Linked DNA regions of Homo sapiens: region 1 is linked to region 2. A link is a loop called in an ENCODE intact Hi-C map of the cell type or tissue named here. Cell type or tissue: K562. All regions are shown on one strand. Links, peaks and the distances in the headings refer to the core of each region. The heading gives the core; the rest is flanking DNA.

Region 1 (11,094 bases), core at 1,572-9,571, 590 kb before region 2:
GACATTTCCTTGGTAGGCTGCAGGGTTAACACCTTTAAACTTTCTAATTTGGGCCTCCAAGTTAGACTGGAGGGAACAGAGACCATGGAGGGAACATCTGATATTGGAAAAACATGAGCTTGGATACAGCTCAGCTGAACAAAGCTATTACTATGGTGCTTTAACTGCCTTTAGACCCTTTGCAGAAATCAAGCCACCCCTGTGGGCTCAGGGCTCAGGTGGAGGGTTGCGGGTTTGGGCGATCCAGAGGGAAGACAAACACCCTGAATCTTGTGGCTAATAATATCTCCCCTTGAGACCTCTCAGACAGACAGACAGGAAAGACAGACAGTCCCAGTGGGCACCTGATGCTGCTGTCCCTTGAGCTGGGGGCACAGCTAGGAGGCACTAGAGTCCAGCCCAGGGGCTTGAAATGATAAGCCGAGGCACTTCCCCAGAGGAACAGGTAAGCACCTGCCCTCAGTTACCCTCTGCTCATGGCCACCTCTGTCCTCTCTCCCAGGATGATTGGTTTCCCTTCCTCAGCAGGTAAGGGAACAGCCCCGTGGTGTAGGGGGAGGCAGAGTTAGCCTCCCATTCACTGCCCCAATGGGGGTGGGAGCTGGCGGGGAGGGAGGGAGCCAGTGCTGGGCTCTCCAGTGTAGGGAGGGGGAGAGCTGGGGTGGAAGTGGTCATTCGCTCACTGATTTTCCTTTTGAAACTGATGGCTCTGCCCCACAGAGCTATTTGGCTGTCTTGGGAAGAGCCATCTTTGGGGACAATAAAGAGTCTCCATCCACGCACCACCTGACTAATGAGGAGTTTGTGAGCCCTCCAGGGGGGCCCTGCCCTGTCCTGAGGTGGGTCTTCTCCAGCCTGAGCATGTCTTGTCTCTTGTTTCCCAGGAAGCGTCAGCCCCCGTAGCACCTCTGTTACCACGACTTCTAGTGCCTCTGTTACCACCACCTCTAATGCCTCTGGTCGCCGCACTTCTGATGTCCGTAGGCCTTAAATCTGCCTGGCGTCCCCTCCCTCTGTCTTCAGCACCCAGAGGAGGAGAGAGCCGGCAGTTCCCTGCAGGAGAGAGGAGGGGCTGCTGGACCCAAGGCTCAGTCCCTCTGCTCTCAGGACCCCCTGTCCTGACTCTCTCCTGATGGTGGGCCCTCTGTGCTCTTCTCTTCCGGTCGGATCTCTCTCCTCTCTGACCTGGATACGCTTTGGTTTCTCAACTTCTCTACCCCAAAGAAAAGATTATTCAATAAAGTTTCCTGCCTTTCTGCAAACATATTTTTGATTCTGGCCTGGTTTCTTAGGTGGCCCCTGCTAGGGCCCTGGTTTAGCGGGTGAGGGGGACACAGCTGGGCGGAGTAGCTAATCCAGACAACGACAAGCCTGGGGAGCTTCCTATCTAGGAAGGACAGACATAGGCCCATGGGCCATCTGAGCACACAGACACAACAACGGCAAACACAGGGGACACAGGCAGCTCACAGACGATGGTGTCCAGCAGACATGGACAGACGGAACACACCAGAGACAGCGCAGGGGCACGTGAGCCAGTTCAACAGCCTTGCAGATTAGGATGTTCAGTGAGAATGGCAGCTGATAGTAGAGTCAAGGGAGCGTGAAACATGGGCAAAAAGTACAGATGCCTCTGGGGCAGGCTGCAAGGGGCCAGTGAAGGGGTGATCTGGGGAGAAGGAGGCCCAGCCCCCACCTGCCACCTCCCTGCTTCCTGCAGAGAGGTTTATTCTCAGGCAAATGGCTCCTTGTTGGCCTGAGGCATCCACTCCTAATGTCCTCCCCAGCCCACCCCTAGGTCTTGCCACTCCCAACCACTCCTGGGACCAGCTCCCTGGCTGGCCGCTGCACTAACCTGGCCCCTTCTCTCTGTGCTCCCCACTCTCTCCCTGCCGCTTTGGCTGCCCCTGCTCTGATTCGCAACCTCTTCCTGCTCTGCTCACTCCTTGCACGTTGACTCACCTCCTGGATTCCGGTGTGGGTGTTCTTCTCTTTTTCCTCTTCACTGTCCCTGTGGGTCATCCAGGACATAACCATGGTTACAGTTGCCTGTATGTTCTGATAACGCCCAAACTCGAATCTCCACTGAGGCCCCTCCCAGCCTCAGACTCCCATTGCCAACAGTGAGCCAGACATCACCTCCTTCAATCCACCCAGGCAAAAGAGCTCCCATCATCCTCCCAGATCTGCTCCTTCCTTGCCCTTTATCCCGGAGAACCTGGAAAGCTGAGCCAGGAGCCCAGGAGTCATCCTGGCCTCCTCTGTCCCTCACCCCCTTCACAATGCTTCCCGTGGACACTGCATTAGCCATAATGTCCTTCCTGGTCCTAACTATGGGCACGTGGCCACAGCCTCCTCACTGGCCTCCCTGCCTCCATGCTCCACACTCCAGCAGGGGTGATTACTGGAAACTGAGTCTTCTTCTCAGCTTAGAGACACCCCAATCGCTCCCTGCTGGTCACTGAGGAAAGCCTAGACACCTCGCCTGCCTCCAGGTCCTGGTGGTGCAGCTTCTTCTGGCCTCTCCCCAGCTCTGGCTCCTACACTAGCCTCCCTCACTCACCCCAAATTCCTGCCATCCCAAACTGCCCTTGAGGAAGCAGGCAGGTGGCTGGGCACCCTGGGGATTTTGTTCGGTGACAGACCTCTGTCTGACCCAACCTTCTTCTCTCCTCTCTCTCCACACTCCTGTCATCATTTTATTGGAGACTACCAGTTTTTTATTCAAAATTCAGACTGAGATGGATGCCCCCTCCTCTGCAGCACCTGGCTGGGGTGGGGCACACTTGGGTGTTCACATGTGTGTGCCCACCTGTCCTAGAACTGACAGTATCGCTGAAGTGTCACTGAAGTGACAGTGAGAAAGGCAGGGCTGTGCCTTCCTCAAAGCGGGCGGGGGGGGGGGGGTCTCTCATCCAATAGAGTGCAGGTGGGCTCTGTCAGTGCTGATGAAAGGCAGAGGTGAATGAACAAACTGGGGAAATGCCCCTCCAGTGCCATTTGATTTTCGTTAAGGGGCTTAAGGCAGAGGGTAGATGGAGTTCCGGCACCCTGGCCATCTGCCCCCTTCCTCTGGCACCATCTTCATATTCCCTCCCCTCCCCTCTGCTGCTCCCCTGTGTGGTCTCCCCCTTCCTTGTCTTCCTTCTCTTCCCCCACCTCAAGCCTGAGTATGGGCTGCACACAGTTGTCTTATTCACACAGTGGTTGCTCAGACATGCCTGGCCCAGCTTGCTAAACTAGCAGAAAGGTGTCTACCCTCCACCATTCCAAATCCCACCCCAGACCCCGCCACCCACTTGTTCCTACAGAACAAGGTGGGGCTCGGCTCAAGTTCACGTGCCTGGAACAGCACCAGAGGAGCTAAGGCATTAAAGAGAAACAGGACATGCCCTTGCTCCCGGCACCTTTTAACGTTTTTGGTAACCTATTTGGTCAGCAGCTATCTATTGAGTGACCACTGTGTACCAAGCACTGTGTGGGGTCCTGGAGAAAGAGAGGCAGATGAAAAGAAGGCTCTGTCTTCAAGGAGTCCACGGGTTAACAGGAAGGTAGGAGGAGACACCCACAGCAATGAACAGTCAACAGTCTTCACAACTCTGCTCAGGTTTCATCGTTTGCTCTGGGTCTTCTCTGGTCTTCCCCACCGATCCCAGCAAGACCCTGTGCTGTCAGCAATGACTGGAGTGCAATGTTTGTGGAGCCCAGAGCCACAGGGACCTGATCTGCATTTGTAATCCTGGGCAAGTTACTTAACCTTCCTGGCCTGACTTCCTCATCTGCTAAGTCTTCCTTCCTCATAGGTTAATTAAAGTCAAGTGCTCAGAACAGTCACTGGTGCATAGTAAGTGCTCAGTAAACAAGATACCTCTGGTCATGATCTTTCTCGTTCTCTTTTCTAAGCTATGCGTTCCTTCTGGGTAGGGCTGGTTTCATCGTCAGTCTCATCCTCATACCTAGAACGTTATAAGGGCTCAATAAATGTGTTGAATGGAGAAATGAGGGAATAAATAGATACAAGCTATGGGAAATGAAAGTGGTAAGTAAGTATTGTACAGAGAGCACAGGAGCCCCTACCCTAGACTGAGAGAGGGGCCTGGGGTCTCAATGCTGAGCTACCCTGGCTGCTCCAAGGCACCCTGGGGTCCAGATCCCAGGGCTTATGGGGCCCAGAGCAGCCCCTCTTCCTGAGACCCCGGGCATGGCTGTTTAGGGGCAGCCCCCTCATTCTCTGAGCTAGTTTTGCAAAACTTGGTGGGGGGTGAGGGTAGTTGCCCACAGGAGCAGTGAAATGAGCTGCACTCTAGGCCCAGTGGGGACTCTGGCCTGGGAGCCTTTCACCCAGACCCCAGCAAGGACACTGAGAAGCTGGGCCCCATCTGAGGACCTATGTGGCCCCATCAGGAATCCCGGGGAAGCTCAGAGGGCAGGCCGAGAGCAGGTGTTTCTGCCAAAGCTACCCCAGGAGCCTTCTTGAGTTGGGAGTAGCAGGTGGTCATCCCGGCTCTCTGGTCAGAAGGGTAGGAGAGGCAGTGGGTGGGGAATCCGCCTCATTCTCTCTGGGACTCAACTCTTTATCAGGTGTGGGGCGGCCATTCAAGTGAGGGCAGATTTATCAGGCCTGCTGGGTCAATGCTCCCCTTCCCAGGGTTGACCTAGGTGCCACGCCCATGCCAGTCTCACACCGCTGATTCCCAGTGCTGTGGCTATGAGGAAACAGCCCCTTTCCATTGGCACCTGGCTAATGTCCATGCCAATGATTGTGAATGAGGCCATGTCAGCACAAGAGATGCCGGAATGAAAGAGATAACGGAAAGGGGGACACAGTAGCGCATCCTTTACTCTCATCCTTTCTTTCATTTCATCTTTACAGCAATCCCATGAATTGGCACAGCTGTGCCCATTTTACACATGGAAAGACTGAGGTCTGGACGGGGTCAAAGACCTGCCCAGCGGGAGAGCTGGGACCTGTGGTTCCAATGTGCTTTCCAAGACTGGGGCTGGTCCTTTGCCAAGGGTCAAGCATTCGGCTCCAGGAATCTGGGGGAGAAGTGAGGCTCTCTCCCAGACCCCAAAGCCTAGGGGATGAAGGAATCAAGCCTGTGATGTTCCTGGGGTGTCTTGGCACCTCAGAGCCAGGTCGGGTTCTGGAGGGAGGAGGGCAGCGGGTGGCACACAGAGGTGGAGAGACGTGGCGCTGTTCTGTGACTCCTGGTGCTTCAGCCACTTCCTCCTCACCCCAAGCAATAGGCACCTCCCTCTCTTCCTGGCTCCACCCTGGGGAATGAGCCAGGCTGCTGCCCTCCTCAATGCGATGGCTGTCCTGCCCAGGCCCTGCAGGGGGCAGGCTCACCCCAGAAAGCAGATCAGTGCCTCAATGGCCACCTGCTGGGATACAGGGTGGAGTGGCTGGGCCCTAGACCCAGTCCTGGCCGGGCCTGGTCTCAACATAGGGCCCCGTCCGGTCCCCAGCTGGGCCCTTAACAAGCAGGGTGTGGCTGCAGGCACATTCCAGGCCTGAGACCCCCTTGGCGCCTGTTCCCCTCTGTGTTGGGTGATAGTTTTGAGGATCCACAGAAGACCCTTGACAGGCAGGGTGTGGCTGCAGGCACATTCCAGGCCTGAGACCCCCTTGGCGCCTGCTCCCCCTCTGTGTTGGGTGATAGCTTTGAGGATCCATAGAAGATCCTGAGTATGAGATGGGGTGTCTGGGCCTTCCTGGCAGGGGACTCTCACTGTCCCAGCCAAGGGAAGCTCTGGGGAAGATTAGGAAGCAAAGTCACAGCAGGAGGTGCAGGGCGATGGGTGTGATGGACTCTTCCAGATTTTTTTTCTTTTTTTTTTTGAGAAAGAGTCTTGCTCTGTCACCCAGGCTGGAGTGCAGGGGCATGATCTCTGCTCACTGCAACCTCTGCCTCCTGGGTTCAAGCAATTCTTCTGCCTCAGCCTCCCAAGTAGCTGGAATTACAGACATGCACAACCACACTCAGCTAATTTTTGTATTTTTAGTAGAGACAGGGTTTCACCATGTTGGCCAGGTTGGTCTCTAACTCCTGACCTCAGGTGATCCACCTGCCTCCGCCTCTCAGAGTGCTGGGATTACAGATGTGAGCCACTGCGCCTGGCCACTTCCAGCTTTTCTTATCCAGCTGTGGGGGCCCTTCCTTCCTCCCTGCCTGGGTCAGGGCATCTGAGGGGCGGCCCAGGGAACTGGCCTCTTTTGGATGGTGTCCCTGGGACTGTTGGTGGCTGGAGCAGAGCAGAATATGTGGGTTGTGTCCCTTTGAGCAGCTCCTCTGGGGGCTTCAAAAGAGCTGGGCACTCTTTACACCCTCCATCCTCCTGCAGAGTTTGAAAGAAAATAAGCAGGTGGCGGGTGCTGCTGAGACTTGCACAGGCACCTGTTGGGGGTGGGTATTTGGGGGACTTGGCCAAGAGCTGGTATCCCTTTTTATGAACAGTCATAATGACTGTGGCTTCTTTCATCCAAGGATCTCAGACCAGTTTGAAAGTAAAATCCACAGTGTCAGGCATGGTTAATTACAGCCCGGAGCCCGCAGTCTGGTTTGCAGACACGCTGTTGTTCGTAGGAAGAGAGTCAAATCAATTGCATGCCGGCCCCTGTAAATGCAGACTACAAGTCCAATCAAACAGGGTGTTTGGAAAATTCGCTTTATGGTTCAGCTAAGTGATACTTGAATCAAGGGGACGCTAGACACTGAGGTACCAGCTCTTTTCTCCCAGTGGGCCTGGCTGTGCATCTCCCACAATCACAGCTTCTTCAAGCACACCAAGGAGAGAAAGGACGCTCTGAAATGCTCCAACCATAAAAGTGGGGTGGGGGAGTTAGGGACTCGGTGAGTCTGAGCAGGAGACTGTGGACTCTTCCAGATGGGAGCTGGCAGCCAGTGCAGCTGTGCAGGGAGCGCTGGCCCCAGGGGAGAAGGTGGTGGGCCCTGAGATGTGGAAGGCCGAGCTTGGCCACAAGAGGACCAGAGAGGTATGGCTTAAGGCTGGAGTTAGGGTGGCTCTCTGGGCATCTGCCACGGCAAAAGCAGCTTGGAGCAGAACCTTGAAGTCCTGGGCAAGTGCAAAAACCACACCCCAGGGGGAGAGAAAATACTTTTGTATTTTGGGGGAGATGAGATTTCTAGAGTAACTCCGGGCCTGGTCAAGTGGGACTTTGAAGGCCCGATGAAGGTCAAGGCCTGATGGGGGCTCAGGAACAGGCCAGGAACAGCAGGTTGGGAAGCTGGACCTATGCTCCTTGTAGGGCCCCAGAGTCTCAGGAGGAGTCACTGCTCAGGACCAGGACCAACACTGTGGAGGGGCAGCCAGGCAGTGGGGGGGACCTCCTTCACCACTGAGTCATGTTCAGATTGTCTTGAACCTGGTGAGGCCGGGTGATAGCAGGGGGCAGGTGGACATTTGGGGCACAAGCTGGGGGGTGGGAAATGGAGCAGAGAGAGACTTGCTAAATCTTGTCCAGGAAGGTCTGAGTCACCCTGTTGAAGGCAGCTGCCATCAGGATGGAATGTCACTGAGGTGGCCAGGATGGGAGGCAGGATAATTCAGCTTCTGCATCTCCAAGTACTGTTTGGACTTGGGAGGGCAAGAATGACAGCCACTGACAGCAGGGTGTGAGAGGACAGGAAGGCACGATTCTCCAAGGGAAGCCCTCTGTGTCTGACCCTGAGAACAGCCAGCCATGGTGACAGGCCATCAGGGAAGGAGGGAAGAAAGAGCTGCATTTGTGTGGCCAAGGCTCTCAACCAGTGATGTTTCCTTACTGAGGGTTTCAGACACAGGACACTCAGATCAGAATTGCAGGTAAACAAACAACAACAACAACAACAACACAGACACACACACACACCCTATAAGTATGCTCCTAATACCACATTTAAAAAATTTGCTAAATCTGGCAACCCTTTCTTTATCAGGTCTGTGAATGGCCCTGAGTTTTCCACCATCAAAACTGAATAAACAGCCAGGCACGGTGGCTCACGCCTGTAATCCCAGCACTTTGGGAGGCCGAGGCGGGTGGATCACAAGCTCAGGAGTTTGAGACCAGCCTGGCCAACAAGGTGAAACCCCTCTCTAATACAAAAAATTAGACAGGCGTAGTGGCGGGCACCTGTACTCCCAGCTACTCGGGAGGCTGAGAGGCAGGAGAATGGTGTGAACCCAGAAGGCGGAGCTTGCAGTGAGCCGAGATCTTGCCAGTGCACTCCAGCCTGGGTGACAGAGCAAGACTCTGTCTCAAAAAACAAAAACAAAAACAAAAACAAAAACAAAACTGAATAAACGAGACTTTTCCTGGAGTTTTTGGAAAAATTACATTGGTGGCTAGAAAGGGCTTAATTGTAGGGTTTCCCCTTTCTGTGAGGCTTTCTTCAACTTTGTGTACCTGTTGTTGCATGTCGGCACTAGAATCTAATGTAAGTTGACAGTGGATTTGGCATGAGCTGTTGATGGGGTTATTTGACACAGAATATATAGAACCCTGCTTTTCAGGGGAGGGGCCAGGGCTCCCAGGTGCTTTGTCACTTGAACACATTCTTCGTTCCAAGGAAAATTTAGTCATGTGGAGGAAATGAGAATGAGTTGTGGGTCTCCCAGGGTCCTGGGTGACCGTTGGGTGCTGGGTGGATCTGAAGAGGTTAAAACATGGAATGAACATTTCTTAGGTGCTTCTTCTGGTGGGAAATTCTCTAGGATCTGGGTGTATGGACCTCAAGGGTGGAAGAGGCAGTAGGAGAAAACCAGAAAGATGGAGCTGAAACCAGCAGGCTGCTCTAACAGAGACAACCATTGGCCTTCTGCAGAGATCTTATTCTTGTCTGTGCCCATTTCTGGTTGGCCTGGCCATCCCAGAGGCTGCTGTCTGGTTTGTTTGCTTCACTATCTTTGGGGCCTTTGGGTAGTGGTGACCAGCATGTTCTGACCAAAGCCCAGAGAAGCATAAAAAGAGACACCCTGCTTGAAGAACTCACTCCCTCCTTGGGCACACTGTGACAGCAATGCCTTGTGCATGGAAGGGACTGTTCAGAGCTGGGCAGAAGGAGACTTGGGCTTGATATTTCAGGCCTTTGCCCATGGAGAACCTTGGTTTTCAGATGGAAGTTCATTTGAGTGTGCAGACTTCTTTCTGCCAAAGAAGGGGCCAGAAACTCAGGAGTTGATGTTGAACTTGGCAGCCTTCCAAGATGGGCGTGGGGAAAGGCCAGGATGCTTTCTGTTCCTATGGCGGCATTCCCCTTCTTCCTCCTGCCCCCAAGCTGGGATCATGGCGGATAGGTCATCCTGTCAGCACTGCAGCCTGCAGGTGGTGTGAGGGCTTTTGGAAGCTTCTAGAGTAAGGGTCAGAGGCCAGATGGAGACTTCTAGCTGAGGGGACTGTTGCAGCTCTGGACACAATCCTAGACCATGCCTCTTCGAGTAGCTGTCTTTTCTTTGACAGCTGGGTTAGGCCTCTGAATTAGTATTCCATTAAACCAGGGCAAGTGGTTTGTGCCCTGGAAACAGCATTGGACTGGGGTTCTGACTATATGGGTACTAATAGCAGTTTCAGTCTCTTAAATCTGTGAAACGACTTCCTGTTTATCCAGCCCCTTTGGATGTAGTTCTCACAATCCCGTGATTGTGGTGTTATGACCTCCACAGACCTATTGTGAAAGCTGAGGCTCAGAGGGATGGAGCAGCTTGAACTTAGTTCTCGCTGAGTCCCGGCTCAGGGCCCTTCCCTTGGGTCGGGGGGTTGGCTGTGCAGTCAACAATAAGGAAAAAGGCAAGACACTGAGGGCAGCTGAAAGACTTTTACCTTTGACGAGCTGGTCACCTGCTCCAGGGAAGGTACATTCCTCTCCCCACAACCCTAGAGGCACCTCTCTGGTCCACAGTGTCCCTCCTGATGCTCAGGTGAGAATGATGGGGACATCTAGATATTCGGATTAGCAGACTCCTTGCTTATTCAGTTGTCCTGAGAGAAACCTAGAATCAGCTTCAGATATGGATCATACAGTACAGGGGTTAAAACAAAAAAGAAAATGAGAATATTAACTTCAGATGCCTACCAGCCAGAGATCCCGAACAGAGAAGAGCTCTGCAAAGGGCTTGGTGAGGGCTGCCCTATGGCCCATTTTGCAGGACAAGCACGCTGTGTCATGAACAAGGGAAACCGAGGCATGGGTGTATTGAGGACTTGCCTGAGTGGGCCCAACAGAGACAGCCAGACTCCACGCTAGTTGTCCCAGAAAATAAAGTCAGGGGTGCTTAGGGGAGGTTGGGTCGGAGCCCCAGTCTTGGTCCTGATAGTCCAATGGTTCTCAACTGGGGGTGGTTTTGCCCCCTGACTCCTAACCCGGGGAACATTTGGCAATGTCTGTAGACAGTTTTGGTTGTCAACACTGGGGCAGGGGGTGGCTACTGGCATCTGGTGGTAGAGTCCAGGGATACTGCCACACATTTTACAAAGCACAGGAGAGCCCTAAACAACAAAGAATGACCTGGCACGAAGGGCTGAGGTTGGGAAACCCCATGACAATCCAATCCTAGGCCCTGCCAGGAGAACTGGGGAGATTGGGTGGCTGTGAGGAAGCCATTGCTGGGGCAGCTGGTGCTCTGGAGGGCTGATGCTGTGCTCTTGCTCCCAGAGGGGCTGCACGGGGTCCACTGCCAGCTGCTCCTGGACATCTTGTCAAGGTGTCCACCTTGCTGGGAGAGGCATGTTCACCACAGCCAATCCTCCCTGGATAATTTCAGAGAGAAGCTTATAAAACATTTTAAGAGGTTGGCAAATTACAACCTTAGAAGCACATAAATGCTTCCATAAACGCCAGCTTTGCAAACCAAGCGTGTGTGGGGGCAGAGTGAGCAGGTTTCCCAAGCCTTGGGAAAGTCCATGTTTCAAGGCGGAAGACCCAGGTTTATCTTTGGTCCCCAATTCTCAGGTTCTTCTCTCTCGGCTTGCTTAACTATCTGGCAGTATTTAGCTTTTTTCTTTGTATTCCTCCTCTGTCCAAAGAGTCTGCCATTGGCCATTTCTGTGACCTGTTAAGGGACCAGGAGGGTCAGAGCAGGTTGTTCTAGGGT
Region 2 (11,094 bases), core at 1,772-9,771:
AGTAATAATGGACAGGCCACAGATACACCCAATACCATCAACAGTCATCAGCTGAGAATATTTTATCCAGAGATTCATCACAAAAAAAATATTGTGAAAATGTTCATGTATCATCCCCAGCACCCTAGGAAGCAGTAGTTTCAGGTCACCACCCAGTCCCAAGCCTTATATGTCAGTGCTTCCGAAATCTTAATGTGCATACTTATCATATGGGGATCTTGTTAAAATGCAGATTCTGATCTAATTGTTCTGGGTTGAGGCCCAAGATTTTGGACATCTAACAAGCTCCCAGAGGATGCTAAGGCTGCTGATCCACGAGTCGCAAGATTATGGGTGATTTTGATCAATTAGCAATTCGATGCATTCCCCACAGTGAGTGTCGTGTCTATAAACCAGTCTCAATAGGTCCTCTATCAACTGAACAGGATAAACAACACAGCAGGAAAGGTGGCATCGTTAGAATCCCACTAGCACAGTCTTGCTCCAAGCAAGCTAAACCTGCAAGAGCACTAAGTCAGGCCTGGAAGGAAGATGTTTCTTAGGTTCTCACCAAGAACAGAAGACAGAATGAAGTCTAGAAATTAAGATCGATCACTTTGTCCCAAATTTTTCCTGGACTCCATGCGTAGTAAAAGCTATGAGAGGTTCACAAATCAGATTCACAGGAGAGGATGGAAAACACTTGTCCAGGATTGTCTATTGTGTTAGCTAACTAGCACTAAAAAATATACGTCTATATTTATGTATAAGTGAGTATTCACTTATAAAAATCTTTCTAAATTCTCTTCAAGGGCCATTTCTTTCTTCAGTGAACCAAATGATGGCTGAAGTTTTAAGAATAAAAACAACAGCCAGACGCAGTGGCTCATGCCTGTAATCCCAGCACTTTGGGAGGCCGAGGCGGGTGGATCACGAGGTCAGGAGATGGAGACCATCCAGGCTAACCCGGTGAAACCCCGTCTCTACTAAAAATACAAAAAATTAGCCAGGCATGGTGGCGGGTGCCTGTAGTCCCAGCTATTCGGGAGGCTGAGGCAGGAGAGTGGCGTGAACCCGGGAGGCGGAGCTTGCAGTGAGCCGAGATTGCGCCACTGCACTCCAGCCTGGGCGACAGAGAGAGACTCCATCTGAAAAAAAAAAAATAATAAAAAAAAATAAACAACAATAACTCTAACTGTGAAATTGCGTCCTATTCCATACTAAATTAAATCAGCTTAGACAGGCTGCTTTCATTTGTGTTATGGATGTCATTATTCTTTGTTTTCAAGAAATTTGTATTGGAATGAATGGAGTTGGAATAAAGAACCAGTGAAGAAGTGGTCATTAAATACCTGCTTCCTGCCTACTGCGGTGTGAGTCACTATTAGGAAGACAAAATAAGGAAGCTAGAACTTTAGGGAAGGAAATTACAATATACAAAAGAGTCCCTTTGCCCAACTGCAATTCCTGTCACCCATAATCATGGTAAATAATCCTAATAATTATTACCCTTGCTTGTATCATGATAAGGAAATTGATTTGAACTGGGAAACAGAAAACATGTCTCTTCAGTAAAGCTCTTTCCACCCTCCCACACTCAACAAAAGCTTCATAAAGCCACCCGTAACTCTTATGCCCCGTTCCACCGAGTCAACTCCTGTGACTGGCCTCACACCCTTCTCAAGTATCCAAGGCCTTCCCCGGTATGGTCTCAGCTTGTTTTTCCAGAGGGCGGCCGTCATTACCTGAATGGCAGGTTTGCTACGCAAGCGCCTTAATGTGGGGCTTTGTAGACATCACACCTGGGCCGTCATTAGTGTCGTCTGAAAATAATAATCAGCCAGCAGACCAAAGAAGGGCATTCCAAGAAAATTCACTACTACCAGTGTTTGGGGAAACCAGGGAATATCTAATTTACGTATTTATAGTTAATCAAAGAAAGGGCTAACTTACACACATCACACAAGGATAAGTCACCCCAACGTTTATTTATAACTACACCTGGCTACAGTGCTAAGAGTTGGGGGAGGCTGCGCACTTGTAGTTGGCAGCCCTGAGGAAGGAGGTAGCATCTCTAATCATTCCCAAATGGACAGGAGGCTGAGCCAGTGGTAGGAGAGCTTACTGTGGGAACATGGCTTTTTATATTTCTCTCTCAGTCTCCTATTCTCCTCCTACAATGTTAGGTGCTTGGAAGTTTCCAGAAGAGGCCTTTCTACAGGAGACAAGGCATTCTCTGTCTCTCTCCTCTGTCCACACCTCAAGTGTGGATCCACCAAAGGTCAATAGGGCCCTAGGGAGGAGATGACAGCATGCAAGACTGCCCTCTTCCACCCATCCACACTGTCTCTCAGTCAGCCAGATATCAGAGTGGCCAAGACCAGGCTCTGTCTTAGACCACACTGTGGCTGTCTTAGCACAGCAGATATCCACAGCCGGACCCTCCCCATCACATGAAGCAGAAGGAAGAAATAAGTCCCCTTGTGACAAGCACTTGCCTGCTATATGTTTTTACAGCAAACAAAGGTTAAAACTACATCCTTCAGAGAGGAACCACTGAGTCTTCAGGCGACTGGAGAAGGGGAGCTGGGAGCCTGCACCTCTGAGCAAGCCAGAGACCCATGCTAGGGGGTCAGAGATTGAGCAGGCTGGGCAAGAGGAACCCAGACCCCTGCAGGTAGGGATCATGGTGGGTAGAGTCTGGGGCTGGGAATTCAAGGCTTTGATCTATTTCCAGTATCTTTGTCTTCATAGTATCTGATCCTCCCCGTTTTGCCCCACCAGACGTGAGTAAGGAGGAGAATTCATAGCCAACTCCAATAATTCTTTATAATAAAACTTTATAAGTGGTATCTGCTACTCTTTATTTATTTATTTATTTGTTTGTTTGAGACAGAGTTTCGCTCTGTCGCCAGGCTGGAGTGCAGTGTCACGATCTCGGCTCGCTGCAACCTCTGCCTCCCAGGTTCAAGCAATTCTCCTGCCTCAGCCTCCCGAGTAGCTGGGACTACAGGCACATGACACCATGCCTAGCTAATTTTTGTATCTTTAGTAGAGACGGGGTTTCACCACGTAGGCCAGGATGGTCTCGATCTCTTGACCCCGTGATCCGCCCGCCTCGGCCTCCCAAAGTGTTGGGATTACAGCCGTGAAACGTCGCGCCCCGCCTGTGCTACTCTTAAAGGATCCAAAGGATATCTAGAAGGGATTCACGTGCTCGTTTGGGTCCCACAGTACATCGAGGTTTGGGAGCCTCTCAGATATTTGCTTCCTGTCCTCAATTTTGTTTGGGTGCCTCCAGTAACCTCTGATATTTATATAAAACTATCTCACTGTAAAAGGGGCAAAGACCTAGTCTTCTGCCTCCAGGGCTTCTCCTGTGGTCATTTCTCATGTCCTCGCCATTGTGTCAGCCCCAGCTAAATGTTTCTTCTACAGGAGGAAAGGGAGCATGTAACCTCTTGCTCTCAAAAATGGAGAGGGGAAGAAAAAGTTTAAGATGGGTAAAGAGAGACTAAAACTGCAGGCAGCCGTCTTGTTTTCTCAGTCTCCCCTAAACCCACTCCAAGCTGGACGAAACCATCTGTTCACAGAAAAAGTACAAAGGAAAGAAGGGTTTGAGAATGTCAGGTAGTAGACAAAAAAGTTTCAGTTCCTACCCTTACAATGATCCCTTCTCTAAGAGCTGGCTCCCTTTACAAGACAACTCGTCAGAGTTTATTTCTGTACTGGCATTTATGTCTTCAAGGCATCCAAGTATCTTGTGGATCTTTCAACAGATCAAAAGGCAGAAAGAAAAATGTTCTTGGATCAACTCCTAGAAAAATCTGAAACCAGATTTTCCTGAGATATTTCAGGCCAGTCAGTGCCTGTCAGCTTTATACTGTGGCATCTTTCTTTTCAAATATGGATTAAACCCTGCGATGAATGAAAAGATTAAAAGCTCATCATTCCAGCAGCCTTAGTTTCTAAATTGTTGTGCTATCTCCTTAAAAACTTCTGTGCATTTGTATCACGCTGTCTGCTCTTCGGGGCCACTGCTTGTGTTGCAGGGAAGACACAAAGCATGAGAGTTCCGAGCAGTGGGCAAAGATGCTTGTCAAGAGTGTTATAAGGGGGACCAGGCATTGGGAAAGGAGTTGAACCTGAGGGACTTTCAGATTCGATTATTTTCCTCTTAATCGGAGAAGAGTTTGAGTTTATAAACAACATAAAATAACAGATATATGGAAGATACTGACGTTTTGGAGGGCTATCAATAAGATAGGGCGTGGCCAAATTACAAATAAAGTTTATTAGGACACAGTCATGAACGTTTGTTTGCATATTGTCTACAGCTGCTCTTGCACAAGGACAGCAGAGTTGAGTAGTTGCAACAGTCTCTCCAGCCCACACAGCCTAAATATTTATGACCTGGCCTCTACAGAAAAGAAAAAAAAAAAGTCCATCCCGTACTATAGATATTAGAGCAGGAGAAAATGAGTTGAAATTACAGCAGAACAGTCAGGCCTATCTCTGTCAATATCTCTGACAATTGAAGGGGGCAGGCTATTAAATCTAAAGTTGAGAGGGCCTTGGCCCCTTCGCATGCTATTAAAGATGACTGTGGGTCATTTCAAAAACACCTGGATGGTTTAGAATAGGTGCAATCATTTAAAAGATTGAAAAGCATCTGCTTTTCCCCCAGGTAATTCATGTTTAGGGAACAAGTTAAAAATAGAAGATATATTTTGCTTTTCACTTTTAAAATTGTATAGCTTCCCAAATATTTTTCAAGATAATTGGTCAGCTGTTGCTCACTCAGAAGTAATGCTGTTCTTGGTAAAATGCCAATTTGAACAGAGAAAGAAGGATGGTAATGGTGACTCACAAACCAGTTTCACCCGGAGCCTGGGAGAGGGTGCTGCGGCCTTTTGGAATAGGAAGGCCACGAACACCCCCTGCTGGCTATAGGGCAACATAAACCCGAACTCATCCTTTTTCCTGATCCAAGGCTCGGGTTGGACAAAGATCAACCATACAAGTCCTGTGATGGAATCAAGGAATATCAAACATTCATAATTCATGCCCAAGGGATGGTAGCATCTTGAAATTCAAGTAGTTTGTGTTACATGTACAGCAGCAAAGAACCACTACTAAAACAAGAGATAACCAGGTTTTCAATTATCTCCCTTAAACCTCCTAACCCCATTTAAAAAAAAGTTTTACACTACAGCCTTCTACATCTCATTAAACACAATTCCTGTAACAATGAAAAAAGAACTTTCTTCATCGTTTGAAACAGATCCTAGCCAAGGGTCTTGTTCAAAATAGTTTTAATCATATGAAATTGCCAGGATCCTACTCTGCTGACCCCTACAAAAGGCAACCTGAATAGAATTAGTCGGTCGACAATTGACAAAGATATGCAGGAGAGCCTGCAGCTGTGATGAGGCTGCCCTCCTTGACTGATGGACACAGGGATTGTAGGCTAGGGACTCAGGACACAGCCCTCTGTCCTCACAATTTTCCTGAGCCTCCTCTGAATTCCTCTGACTGATGAAAATAGAGGCTGGGATTTCAAGTATCTTTTTCTCATTTAGGCAACCCTGCTCCACATGATACATAAAAATTTTTAATTAAGCTGTTTTTTTTTTTCCTTTTTAACACCAGTGTCCCAATAAAGAAGCTTCAGGAAAGGGGAAATGTTAAAATCGTGATCCTGTCATTGCCTCACTCTCTGAGGCTCTAAGAACAGGAATGTTTGCTAATAGATGGAGGAAAGGCCCTGTTGACTGTAACTGTGGGACTGCATGGGGATTATGCTACACAGAGCAGTGGAAGTTGAGGACTGAGGCTGGGATAGATGCAGACTGTGTCAAAAAAAACAAAAAAAAAACAAGCATTAAGAGGTCAGGGACTTCTGACTTGAAATCACAAGGGTCTGAGAAGCAAAAACATTTTAAAAGGTAAGAATACTAAGCAAATTAACATGTGGACTGGTGCATGTATCTAAATTTTGCAATAAAATCAATGTGAACCTGGGTTTCATGACCACAGTGGCCCAAATAATAAGCCCTTCTGTTGGCCCATTTTTCAGAGGAGTGTCACCCACACACACATGAGTTATAGGAAGAGTCTGAAGTCAAATAACAATTAAAGAAAAAGGGTAGGACAGCAACTCAGTCCCACAATTGTCTTTTTAAAATTAGGCAGAAATTTAAAAGCAAATTCTAAGTAGACTAATTTGAAGGATAAAGCGAGGAGAAAGTATGGGTGCCCATACCCTGAGCTCATCAAATACTTTGATCTATTTCTTAAAATGCCCATGAGGACTTAAGGCAATGGACTCTAACTTAAAAACACAAAGAACTATGGCATCTGATTTTTCAGACTTGAAAACACTGTGACCCAATTCCATCCTCCAGGATATGAACACAGCACGCTTTATAATTCAGTAATAGCCTGAATTATATCCTTAGCCTACAACATTACGTCTCCCAGGAGATTCCAATATGCAGTTTAAGGATGAGGACCACTGGCTGAAAGGTTTCTTTTGAATCTAATTATAATTCAATATAAAACTGGGGATAGAGGCTGGGCACAGTGGCTCACACCTGTAATCCCAGCACTTTGGGAGGCTGAGGCGGGCAGGTCACGATGTCAGGAGATCGAGACCATCCTGGCTAACACGGTGAAACCCCATCTCTACTAAAAATACAAAAAATTAGCCAGGTCTGGTGGTGGGCGCCTGTAGTCGCAGCTACTCGGGAGGCTGAGGCAGGAGAATGGCGTGAACCCGGGAGGTGGAGCTTGCAGTGAGCCAAGATTGCACCACTGCACTCCAGCCTGGGGGACAAGAGTGAGACTCTGCCTCAAAAAAAAAAAAAAAAAGAAAAGAAAAGAAAAGAAAACTAGGGATGGAAAGAAAGGAATGAAAGAGGGAAGGAAGGAAAACAGGAAAGGAAAGGAAAGAAAAAAGAAAAGAAAAGGGAAGGGAGACAGAGAGGGAGGGGGGAAGGAAGAATAAAGAAAGAGAGAGAGAGAAAGAAAGAAAGAGAAAGGCAAGCAGGGAGGGAGGGAGGGAGGGAGGAAGGAAGGAAGGAAGGAAGGAAGGAAGGAAGGAAGGAAGGAAGGAAGGAAAGGAGGGAGGGAGGGAAGGAGCTCTACAGCCACACAGCATATCCATCCGTTACAGGAGCAAATAAGAAAGTCAATCTTCCAGCAGAGGAAGCCAGAGCTAAATAAACACTTTAAATGTCATGAAATAAGACTTCAGAGCCCAAATGTTCCATTTTCTATTCAATAATACTATTTCCTTAAAGGTCTTGGTAACAGAGTTACCCCACGTATCTTGACCCCATATCCTGTGTTCATTCCCAGAACAAAGCTGACATGAATGATTCTTGTATGATCATTTACCAACAGAAACATGCAATCAAATTTCTTATTTTAATTAAGAAACATGGCACAATACATTTTAATTGGTAGTAGACACCATAAAAACAAGAAGGATTAAAAACACAAAGAAATGTCTTCCTCTTTAAAACAGATAATTTGGACTCCTCCTGTTCATCCATGCATTCACTTAATAACCATGGACAGCGTGCTTTCTATGTTAGATGCTGTATCCCCTAACACCCCTTTATAGCTCTTCATTGAGGTCTAGATATTTTGGCCCATGCTTCGGATGCAGCATTTCATGGGACACCCTGATGGATCTCCTGTGCTGTGCTTCCTTCTGTGGCTGTGGGTGCCACGCTGGAGCAATGCTTAGGAGGAGCGGAGTATTTCCAGGTGAGCCCCTACACTCACTGCACCTCCCATGCTCACTCTTCAACACACATTTGTTGGTAAAGGTCCAGTCCTCAAGCTTCAAGGTTTAGAAATTTTATTTTACCAAGGTTGGTCAGGAGCTAAGGGAATGGAGCCAGCTAAACCCAAGGAACAAGAAGCCCCCGTTCATTTACAATGGAAGTTGTCTTGCTGTTGTTTTGCCATTATACCATGAACCTGTCTTGGAATCAATGTGCCTGCACACTGAATTAGGTATCAGAAAATTGGTGATCATGGAATAAGGTAAAGGATTGAAAGGCATTTTTCTTAGGAACGCTTTTATACTGTTGGTGGGAGTGTAAATTAGTTCAACCATTGTGGAAGACAGTGTGGCGATTCCTCAAAGATCTACAACCAGAAATACCATTTGACTCAGCAATCCCATTACTAGGTATATACTCAAAGGATTATAAATCATTCTGCTATAAAGACATATGCAGACATATGTTTATTGCAGCACTGTTCACAATAACAAAGACTTGGAACCAACCCAATTGCCCATCAATGATAGACCAGATAAAGAAAATGTGGCACAGATACACAATGGAATACTATGCCGTCATAAAAAAGGATGAGTTCATGTCCTTTGCAGGGACATAGATGATGCTGGAAAGCATCATTCTCAGCAAACTAACACAAGGACAGAAAACCAGACACCGTGTGTTCTCTCTCATAAGTTGGGGTTGAACAGTGAGAACACATGGACACGGGGGGTGGGAGGCGCATCACATACTGGGGACTGTCGGGGCGTGGAGGGCTGTGGGAGGAGAGCATTAGGACAAATATCTAATGTAGATGACAGGCTGATGCGTGCAGCAAACCACCATGGCGCATCAATACCTATGTAACAAACCTGGATGTTCTGCACCTGTACCCCAGAACTTAAAGTATAATATAAAAAATAGAAAGACATTTTTCTATGGAATGTGAAGGCTACTTCAGTACCAAATAACAGTCTCTTGTGATGAGAGCACCATGTCTGCCAGGCGGCATCTGTTGCACAGCACTCTGCTGTGTCTTCCAGCCTCTGCCTCGTTCCCACTTCAGCCGGGCGTTCCTGCTTACATCTGTGGCAAGCTCTCAGCTAGCTTCTCCTCCCAGACTGAGAATCCTCCTAAACTGCACCTCTTGCCATTTACCCTCTAGGGGACAATAGACTTCTTCATCTTGTACCTGGGTGATACCAGGCTCTCAGAATTCCTAGGGATCAGAGGGGTGGGTAGAAGGACAGGTGGATCAGGTAGATGCATGAAGAGAGGCAACGCCAGTTACTCAGACTCTGCCTGGGCTACCAGAGTCCTGAGCTTCTTGCCCCCATTCGGGAGGTGTTAGGGGTCTCACTCCGAATCATTACTAGTTTGTTCTTTAGCTTTTATTTCCATTTCTTCCGTGTGTGTGTGTGTGTGTGTGTGTGTGTGCTGCCACTGATACTACTTTTCCCTCTCAGCGATTAAAAGAAAAAAAGATACATTTGAAAAAGTGGTGTATTATCTATTCTGTTAATATGATGTCAGTATTTATGAGGTGTGGTCTTTGTGCCTCTTTTTAAAGATATAAGGAATTACTCCATCGCCAAAGTTCGGTGGCTTCTCATATCACAGAGTAAAAGGCAGGTTCCTTGCTGGATGATGGCATCCACATCCCTCACCATTCACCTCCGAATTGCTGAGGTCCTTTCCACCACCCTCCCTTCCATCCCTGAGCACCCCCACATCCCCACTGCTCCACCCACACTCACACCTAAACTGCTATAGACCTTTGCACCTGAGCTGCCATATGGCTCTTTTCTTCCTGCTGTCATTCAAATACCACTCTCACAGGGAGGCCCATTCTCATCTCTCTACACACAAGGGCAACTTTCCCAGCCCTCCCCACCCTTCCTTTTTCTCCTCTGACCTACTCCCTTCACCTCTAGCTCCCACCCCTGAATCTAAGTTCCGCCAGGGCAGAAACGTTTGTGTTTTTTTAACTACTGTATCCCCAGCATCTGCAACAAAACCTTGCACACACTGATATTCACACAGACTTGTGAATTCATGAATGAATGCGTGAGTGAATGAATGAATACATCATATACTATACAAGGTTCATAGTAAAAAATAGCAGCCCCTGGTGTCCCCACTCCTGAATGTTTCTCTCTGAAATCTTTTAGCTATTGTTTCTGGTATTAACCTGCATATCTCTAAGGAATATGCTTACACTGCTATTTCTTGTTTTATCAACTTAAGACGTTAAAGACCGGGCACGGTGGCTCACGCCTGTAATCCCAGCACTTTGGGAGGCCGAGGTGGGCGGATCACGAGGTCAGGAGTTGGAGACCATCCTGGCTAACACGGTGAAGCCCCGTCTCTACTAAATATACAAAAAAAAATTAGCCGGGCGAGGTGATGGGCACCTGTAGTCCCAGCTACTCGGGAGGCTGAGGCAGGAGAATGGCGTGAACCCAGGAGGTGGAGCTTGCAGTGAGCCGAGATCACGCCACCGCACTCCAGCCTGGGCGACAGAGCGAGACTCCGTCTCAAAAAAAAAAAAAAAAAAAAAAAGAAGACATTAAAGACCTAAATCCCCATTGTAGAAGATGGCATCACAGGATTCTTACACCATCTCACACCTCCGGTTGCCATTTCTCTACCTTTCCAGTGTGATTACATCACATTGTCTTATAATTTACATATATATTATCTGTATGGGGTTTATATCCCTTTGCTAGAATGAAGCCTTGTCAGCAGGAATTTGTGTTTGTCTTGCTCACGGAAGTATCCTCATGGCCTAGAACAGTGCCAGGCCCTCAGCAGGTACTGAGTAAATATTTGTGGAGTGAATGGATGAATTCTGAGATTTATGGGCTGTGACTTATCCACCAGTTACTCATCGCTGCACTTTAGGGATGCGTGGGCCACCTCCATGTCCCTGTGCTTTTCCAGCTTGGACTCTCCCTCAAACTCTGCACTTTCAGGAAAACTTCAATGACTCCCTCCCACCCAGCTTTACTTGGGGATCCTTCCTCTATATCCACAAATCTTTTCGTGAACATTATATATAATTCCCGATTAGTCACCGTCTCCGGCTAGGCTGCCGCCTCCTCGGAATCATGGACTGTGTCTTGATTTCTGAACCCTATTGGCTATCACAGCATCCCACCTATTGTAATTGATTCTCAAGCAGCTATGAATGAAGGACACACAGTCCCTGCTTGCCACTTGGAGGCAAGAAAGAAACGACATCTTCCTGTTCCTGGTGAGCCCTAGGGTGAGTCACTTCACCATTTACAGAGATAACATGTGGCTCGATTGCTTCTTC

The links. A loop is a pair of places that touch in the nucleus more often than their neighbours do. Peaks named below come from ENCODE experiments on the same cell type or tissue, not always from the same donor. Only the 100,000 strongest peaks of a DNase experiment are listed, where the experiment ranks them.
Region 1: it touches region 2 in a loop (4-fold over the local background); 24 of 110 quality-filtered maps call a loop at or near these places.

Annotation. Positions count from the first base shown.
Region 1 is chr17:41,491,153-41,502,246 of GRCh38, reverse strand. KRT13 (keratin 13) reads left to right here. Exons shown (of 8, transcript NM_153490.3): 7 at 503-528; 8 at 885-1,266. The coding sequence ends at 991. Among named protein-coding and RNA genes, the nearest start is that of KRT36, 6.8 kb to the right of the region's middle. In K562, for the core only: a CTCF peak has its summit at 5,347 (motif pointing right); DNase peaks (open chromatin) are centred at 2,016 and 5,306; H3K4me3 peaks cover 362 bases.
Region 2 is chr17:40,903,290-40,914,383 of GRCh38, reverse strand. The region is part of intron 1 of LOC105371777 (a long non-coding RNA gene); the gene reads right to left. Among named protein-coding and RNA genes, the nearest start is that of KRT20, 24 kb to the right of the region's middle. In K562, for the core only: a CTCF peak has its summit at 4,914 (motif pointing left); a DNase peak (open chromatin) is centred at 4,883; H3K27me3 peaks cover 2,785 bases.